Linked DNA regions of Homo sapiens: region 2 is linked to region 1. Evidence: chromatin contacts called from ENCODE Hi-C data. All regions are on one chromosome and are shown on one strand. Each heading gives the region's core, a stretch centred on a gene start or an enhancer-like site at or near the end of the contact. The rest is flanking DNA. Distances are from core to core; before and after follow the strand shown.

Evidence for each region. Hi-C counts contacts between places; a loop is a spot of excess contacts on that map. Pooled maps may share reads with other maps.
Region 2: a map of naive thymus-derived CD4-positive, alpha-beta T cell shows a loop between it and region 1 (12-fold over the local background). The contact joins the promoter of LINC03100 here to the promoter of LINC01237 in region 1. A Hi-C loop is called at or near these places in 1 of 168 maps with a recorded cell type or tissue (naive thymus-derived CD4-positive, alpha-beta T cell), 6 of 37 single-sample maps with no recorded cell type and 12 of 50 pooled maps.

What each region holds. Positions count from the first base shown.
Region 1 is chr2:241,879,907-241,883,220 of GRCh38, forward strand. LINC01237 (long intergenic non-protein coding RNA 1237) reads left to right here and starts at 1,457. Exons shown (of 4, transcript NR_110220.1): 1 at 1,457-1,572; 2 at 2,654-2,729. LOC105373978 (a long non-coding RNA gene) reads right to left here and starts at 1,421. Exons shown (of 3, transcript XR_924077.3): 1 at 1,209-1,421; 2 at 963-1,111. RefSeq lists an enhancer at 887-1,477.
Region 2 is chr2:242,086,766-242,090,079 of GRCh38, forward strand. LINC03100 (long intergenic non-protein coding RNA 3100) reads right to left here and starts at 1,800. Exons shown (of 1, transcript NR_186294.1): 1 at 586-1,800. It overlaps LINC01881 (long intergenic non-protein coding RNA 1881), which reads left to right and starts at 1,868. Exons shown (of 7, transcript NR_130702.1): 1 at 1,868-2,036.

The DNA of each region.
Region 1 (3,314 bases), core at 207-2,706:
GTCTGCAGGTGGCAATCTGAGTGCCTGTATGCTACTCCTGTGGGCAGCTAGCACCCTGGTACCCCTGGGAACAGAGCGTGAATGCCTTTAAAGCTAGTTGGAGCAGAGAACCAATTCCAGACACCCAGAGACATTTAGATAACTCATTACTAGGGTCCTGGCCCTGGGATCACTCCCAGGACTAGTTCTGTGTCTGTCCAGGTGTGATCCAGGAGTGCAGTGACGGATGTGGATGTGGGATTGGCACAGGACTTCCGCCAGCAGAAGAAAGGAAGGGAGGGGAGGGGAAGAGAGGGCAGGGGAGCAGAGCGGAGGAGAGAGGGGAGCAGTCTTTCCAGCTGGGGCTGGCCTAGGCTGCTGGGTCATTTGGGAAGAAAAGGTGATTTGGACTCAGGGAGACTGAGGGTGCCCTCGGGCCAGCATCTGAGGAGAGTGACAGGGGTTTCCTGGCTCCACAGCCCCAGGTGGCCTTGGTGGGTGCAGGCAGAAAATGACCTTTTCAAGTCCAGTTCCAACCCAGAGGGGGTTCCTAGACCCAGCGCCAATCAAGGGGCACCAGGGAGGCAGCAGAGGTTCCCGCAAATCCAGAGCAGAGTGGCTGCCAGACACCCCACATCCTCTTCGCAGCAGACTGAAGGCCACCCCACACTTGGAGGAGCCCGGGTGAAGCATCTGGGGAAGACCCTCAGCCCTGGGAGAGTCCCTCCAGGGGTGAGCAGGTGGGCTGCCCCTCAGGGTGCGGCTCATTTCGATGTAAGTTTTATAAAATAAGAAAAGGCGCCCTATAGCACCCCTTTGGGAGCCTCGTGTCACCTCCAAACATATACCTCGCTTCCAGGTCAGAAGTAGTGAAATGACCATTGCCAATGCAAATGGAACTGCCTTAGGACACATGGGGGAGGTTAGGGCCTGCTGTGGGGCCTTATGGTGGGCCCCGAGGGGCCCCGCACACCTGTGCTCACCTCCCAGGTCATCGCTGGGCCGCCTCTGTCCCCTGGGAGGCTCTGCCTCGGGGAGCCCTCTTCCCAAGCTCCCAGCAATGACTTCCAGGCCTCCCTCAGCATCAAGAGGAGCCACGTCTTCTTCTTGTGACCCAGCAGTATAATTCACCCTAAATAATGGCAGAATGGGTTGTGTGTAGTCTTTAAAAGTCAAAACAATTTTGCACACAACAGGAGTCATTCAGCAGTGGCTAACACTCTCCTGACCTGTGTCGGCGCTGGGCTCCAAGGTGTACCTCCGCACGCATGGGGTTAACTACGCCCCCATGACCATTCCCTGCAGGAGGGGCGGGACAGAGGACTGCGTTATGTTTCTCCTAAAAGAAAATCATGAAAGTCACACACTCCAGGTGCCACACTTATTATGGAGGGAGGGAAAGCAGATGAGCGGGCGGGAAAACTAGCGGGCTTGCCACGCCCAGGCAGCGCTGCTCGGGTTTCCGCTTCCTCCGCCCCTTCCTTTTTCTCTGTGCATCCTCAGTGACGCGGGGCACAGCTCTGCCCGGGGGCCTACCAGAGCCCACCTGGACCCCACACTGGGTCAGCCCTGGTGCGGAGGAGGCCGCTGTAGGTGGGCACGGGGCAGCACGCGTTAAGGGGCTGGACGGGGGGTGGCCATGCGTGTGAGGGCGCTGAGCAGGGGCGTGCCCATACGTGTGAGGGGGCTGGGTAGGGGCGTGGCCCAGCGTGTGTGTGTGTGTGTGTGTGTGTGTGTGTGTGTGTGTGTGTGTGTGGCTGGACAGGGGTGTGGCCACGCGCGAGGGGGCCGTGCAGGGGGCGTGGCCACGAGCGAGGAGACTAAGGGGCGTGGTCACGCGTGTGAGGGGCTGGGCTAGAGGAGTGGCCCTGTGTGCGGGGGCTGGACGGGGGCGTGGTCATGTGCGAGGAGGCTGAACAGGGGGCGTGACCACGTGTGGAAGGGGGCTGATCGGAGGTGTGGCCACATGTAAGGGGGCTGGGCAGGGGGTGTGGCCACGTGTGAGGGGGGGCTGGGCCGGGGCGTGGCCACACGTGTGCTGGCTCTGCTGTGGGCTTCCTTCCCTTCCTGTGCAGGTGGTGGTGCCCTCTGCGCCTTCACTGGGGCCCAGCCAAGTAACTGAATCCAGCCAGGAGCAAGGGCAGACGCTGGCACAGGTCCTGCCACTGTCCCCAACCTGGGTTTCAACACAGCTGAGGCCTGGCATAGTCTTTCTGGGCGCCTCTGGCTGGCTCGGTCTGAAAGGTGGGACAGATGCAACTGGGGCCTCCCCGGGTGCAGCGTGGGTGGCTCCTGGCTGGGGAAGTGAGAAGCCCTCCGTGCGGTGTCTCTGAAGCAGCCCCAGGCCAAGGCTGTGGCGTGCTTGGTGGTGCTGTAGGCCCAAGATGTTTATGGGTCGAGGGTCCCCGGGGCCGGGATTCTGATCCCTGGTGAGAGGTGGCTGGGAGGAAGTCCAGACGTGTCCTGAGTGGCCATTCCTCACACTGAGGTGACACCGCCTCTCCAAACACGTGACGTGGCTGGAAGCAGATGCTGCTGTCCGGTTCTCCCTCCTCTCCGTCCCTGGCTGGGACATGTGGATCTCACCCGCAGCCACTTTCTTCTGGCCTCTGTCCCCCTGCCTGGGACACGTGGACCTCACCCCCAGTCTCCTTCTCTCCTCTGCCCCCCGCAGGCGCGGCCAGGTCACAGTCGGCACCAGAAGTTTGGCAGATCTCAGTGAGGCGTTAGTTTGCATTTCCTTGTGACGGGTGAGTTGAACACCCTTTCATGAGTGTATTGATCACTGTGTACCTTCTTTGTTGAAATGTCGTCAGTATTTAAAGTCACAAATCTTCCTCTAAGACTATGCTACAATTTTTGTGTAATATTTTGATGGATATTTGAAATAAGTGCTAATTTTCTTTGGATTTCTTCTTTGACCCATGCTTTATTTAGAAGAATCTCTTTATGTGTGTATTTATTTTTTAAACCCTCTATTCTGAGAAGCATATTTAGAAGAGTATTGCCCACTTTCCAAATATGTGGAGAGTCTAAAAGGAATCTTGCTATTACTGATTTAATTCCATTTTGATCAAGGAACAAACTGCAGGATCTCACTTTTTAAAATTACAGAGACTTATTCTTACTGTTTAACATAAGCCCTATCTTTGTAAATGCTCCGTATACACTCAAAAATTACTTGTGTTCTGCAGCTGTGGGGTGGGATGCTCGCCAAGAGTTAATGAGGTGCAGCTGGTTGACAGTGCTCTTTAAACCGGCGAATCCTTCCTGTCCCACCCGCTGTGCTTGCAGTCCCGAGAGAGCTGTTACATCTCCAACTAGGACAGTGAATT
Region 2 (3,314 bases), core at 550-3,049, 210 kb after region 1:
CAGCCAGGAATTCTTTCACTAGGAATTGTGTGGATGCTGGCCAATTGGGCTAAATTTAATATTACTATGTCCCCTATTGTGGTGGTGGGGTCTTGGCTTGGCAATTTCTACTAGTATTCCATATGCAGTTAATCTTGACACATCAGTGAAAGAAAAATAAAATCTCAGGCCTCCAAACTTACTATGCCAAAGGGAAAAGTTAATATTGGCAACACACACACACACACGCACACACACACACACACACACATACATGCCTTCTTTTTGTTCCCAAAAGCTTACTTTATCTTATGTGAAATGTAGATCTACTGAGTATGAGACAGATGTATAACCCTCCCCCATACCTTTCTTTTCACATGTGAAATGTAGATTTGCTGTACTCTAATCAGAGCCTCACAAAAATGTGACCACTTGCCTCATAGCCTACTCTCCCCTCTTTCCCCTCCTACCGGCGCTTTTCCCTTAAATATTTGGAAAAAAGTACAGGCCAAAAATCCTACTGTAACCTGTGTTTCTTTTTCCCCAGGCAAATCCACAATTTTGGCAAAATAAACCTCTATATCAGTTGTGATCTGCCTCAGACACTTTTTGGTTTACACAACAATCCAATCATAGCGATTTATTTGGAAATATACCTTCACAAGTTAAATCAAACCACAGCACTACTGGGCATTATTTGTAATGGCAAACTATTGCAAACAATCTAAAGCCCATCATAGACATCATAGAAACTATTCTAATAAATTGATACATTTATATAATGGAATAATCCGCAACCTTGAAGGGAATGAAGGAAGGAATAAAGAGAGAGGGTAAGGAAGAAAAGAAAGGAGAGAGGGAAGGAGGGACAGACAGGTGTTTAAATTGGGGATGTGCAAGCAATATTGCCTGCTTCATTGCCTTCACATTATCTAAAAGCATGTGGTCAAGAAACACTATTACAATAAGCACATCAGAAATAACTTCTAAAATTACTTTTCCAAAATATGAATCCATACTATACACTTCCTGTAATGTGCACCAAATGTAGATGCACACATTTTAACAAGGAAAAGACTAATACTCATATTTGCTTGCTACACACCAGACACTGTTTTAAATGTTTTGCACACGTTAACTCATCTGTTCTTACAGAAATCCTGTAGCGTGCACCGCCACCTCCATGTTTCTAGGAGGAAACTGAGGCACGGGGGCTGCGGCTCCTGGACGCACCTGGCCTTCTCGGCCTGCCTCTCTCCCTCCAGCCGCCCCACATTCTTTTTTCCTAATTGGAAAAAACTATTCACGCTGCTCCTCCAGGGCATTTCAACCTTCTAGAAAGACTCGACAAGATTCGAAACTGTTTATAAAGAGAACGTGCTTGTGCCTGAATGCTGAGTGTGAGCGCGCAGTGATGCCCTAGAGTGCAGTCATCCCGGGCTTGGCGCCCAGCGGGTGGAAATACGGCCGCAGGGTGGAAATGCGGCGGCGGGGCTGCCCAGGCTCCTGTGGGACCCGCGCGGCGCGGGCACGCACATTCTCAGGGACGCGCGTCCTCAGGCCACGAGAACACCTGAAGGCCCCGGCCAGCGTCCTCCAGTGAAGACCCGGACCGGCGTCGTCACCCGCCGCGCAGGCCTAAATCTCAGGTCTTCACCGTCATCTCCCAGCGATCGCAGGGATCTCAGGCACTGACCGCGCCCGTCCCTGCGCCCCCCCGCCCCCGCCCCCCCGCGCCCCCGCGCCCCCGCGCCCCCGCGCCCCCACACCTCCACGCCCGGCACTCTGGGCGCGCGCGGACGGCGGGGCAGTGCCTACTACGCAGGCGCACGCTGCGGGCGTCAGGACCCGGCAGCAACACTGCCACGCGAATCCGCGCCGGCCAATCAGCATGGCCAGGGGCGGGGCTTCCCTGAGGCGCGCCGAGAGGCGGTGGCCCACTTCCGGCAATAATCGCCTGGTCGCCGTCAGGTGCCGGCCCAGGTGGCAGGCGCGCCCGTTGGGCACTGGGGGACGCGGGCGCGTCAGGTGAAGACTGGGGGCTGCAGGCGCGCTAGGTAGGTACGGGGTGCCGCGGGCGCGTCAGGTGAAGACTGGGCGCCGCAGGCGCCTTAGGTGAAGATTGGGGATCGCGGGCGCGTCAGGTGGGGACGATGGGCCACGGGCGAGTCAGGTGAAGACCGGGGGCGGCGGGCGCGTCAGGGGAAGACATGGGGTCGCGGGCGCGTCAGGTGGGGACCGGGGGTCTCGGGCGCGTCAGGTGGGGACGGGGTTGTCGCGGGCGCGTCAGGTGGGGACGGGGTTGTCGCGGGCGCGTCAGATGGGGACGGGATTGCCGCGTGCGCGTCTGCTGAGGTCTGGGTCCGCGGGCGCGTCAGGAAGGGACGATGGGCCGCGGGCGCGTCAGGTGGGGTCTGGGGGCGGCCGGCGGGTGTGGAGGGTTCATTCAGGGAGCTGCGGGCGAGTCAGGTGGGCACGGGGACCGCCCACAGGTGCATCGCGTGTCCTCAGCCGCTTCCCCTGCCCACCTTCTGCGACCCCTTCCCGCCCCCACCCTCCTGGGCCGTCTTGCAGGCCCGAGCTTGTGTCCGCCTCGCTGGGCAAGGTGTTTCGGGGACGACTCCTGCCGGCGTTTGCCCTCCGGGCTCGGCCCTTGCCTCTTCGCCGGTGGGCACCTGCTAGGTGTGACCCCTCATTCCTCCAGGCCACTCTGCCCCGTCTGCTGCTTACCTTTTTTTCCCTACTCCTGGTCTGTGGCTCTGGCTCTGTCTCTGTCTCCTCCCTTAATTTCTTTCCATGCTTATTTTTCTTGCAGCAGACACTAATTTTGCATCCTTCCCCTCACAGTAAGCTCAATTTGACCTTTTTCTCAATTAGATTCCACCTCTGTCCTTGGGTCTATTCAAACTCATTTTGAAGACTAAAGAATCTAGAGAACCATTTCTTCCCTTATGAAGCTGTCTCTTGCTGCCTCCAAATCCTTACCATCCGGCCCTAATCAAAAAAGACGTTTACTCTTTCATATTCTGTTTTCTCCTCGTCTTTACATGTTTACCTTTCCCATGAGGAATCTGTGATTATCTGTAAGTCCTTACAGTAAATCTTATTTCTGACTCTCAGCCCTCAGTGTGCCATTTTTTTAAATGTCCTTTCTGGATCAAATTTGTCCACACTTTTAAGCAAAACAAATAGGGAAACACATGTGGTCTTTTAAAATGGATTAGAGTTTTCTTTCCTGTCTTGTTTTCCTTGTTTTAGTGCCTTTATATTTAGATTCATCATTACTTGAAATCATATTAGTGATCTGTAATAGACGGTAAAAAAAAAAGTTAAAA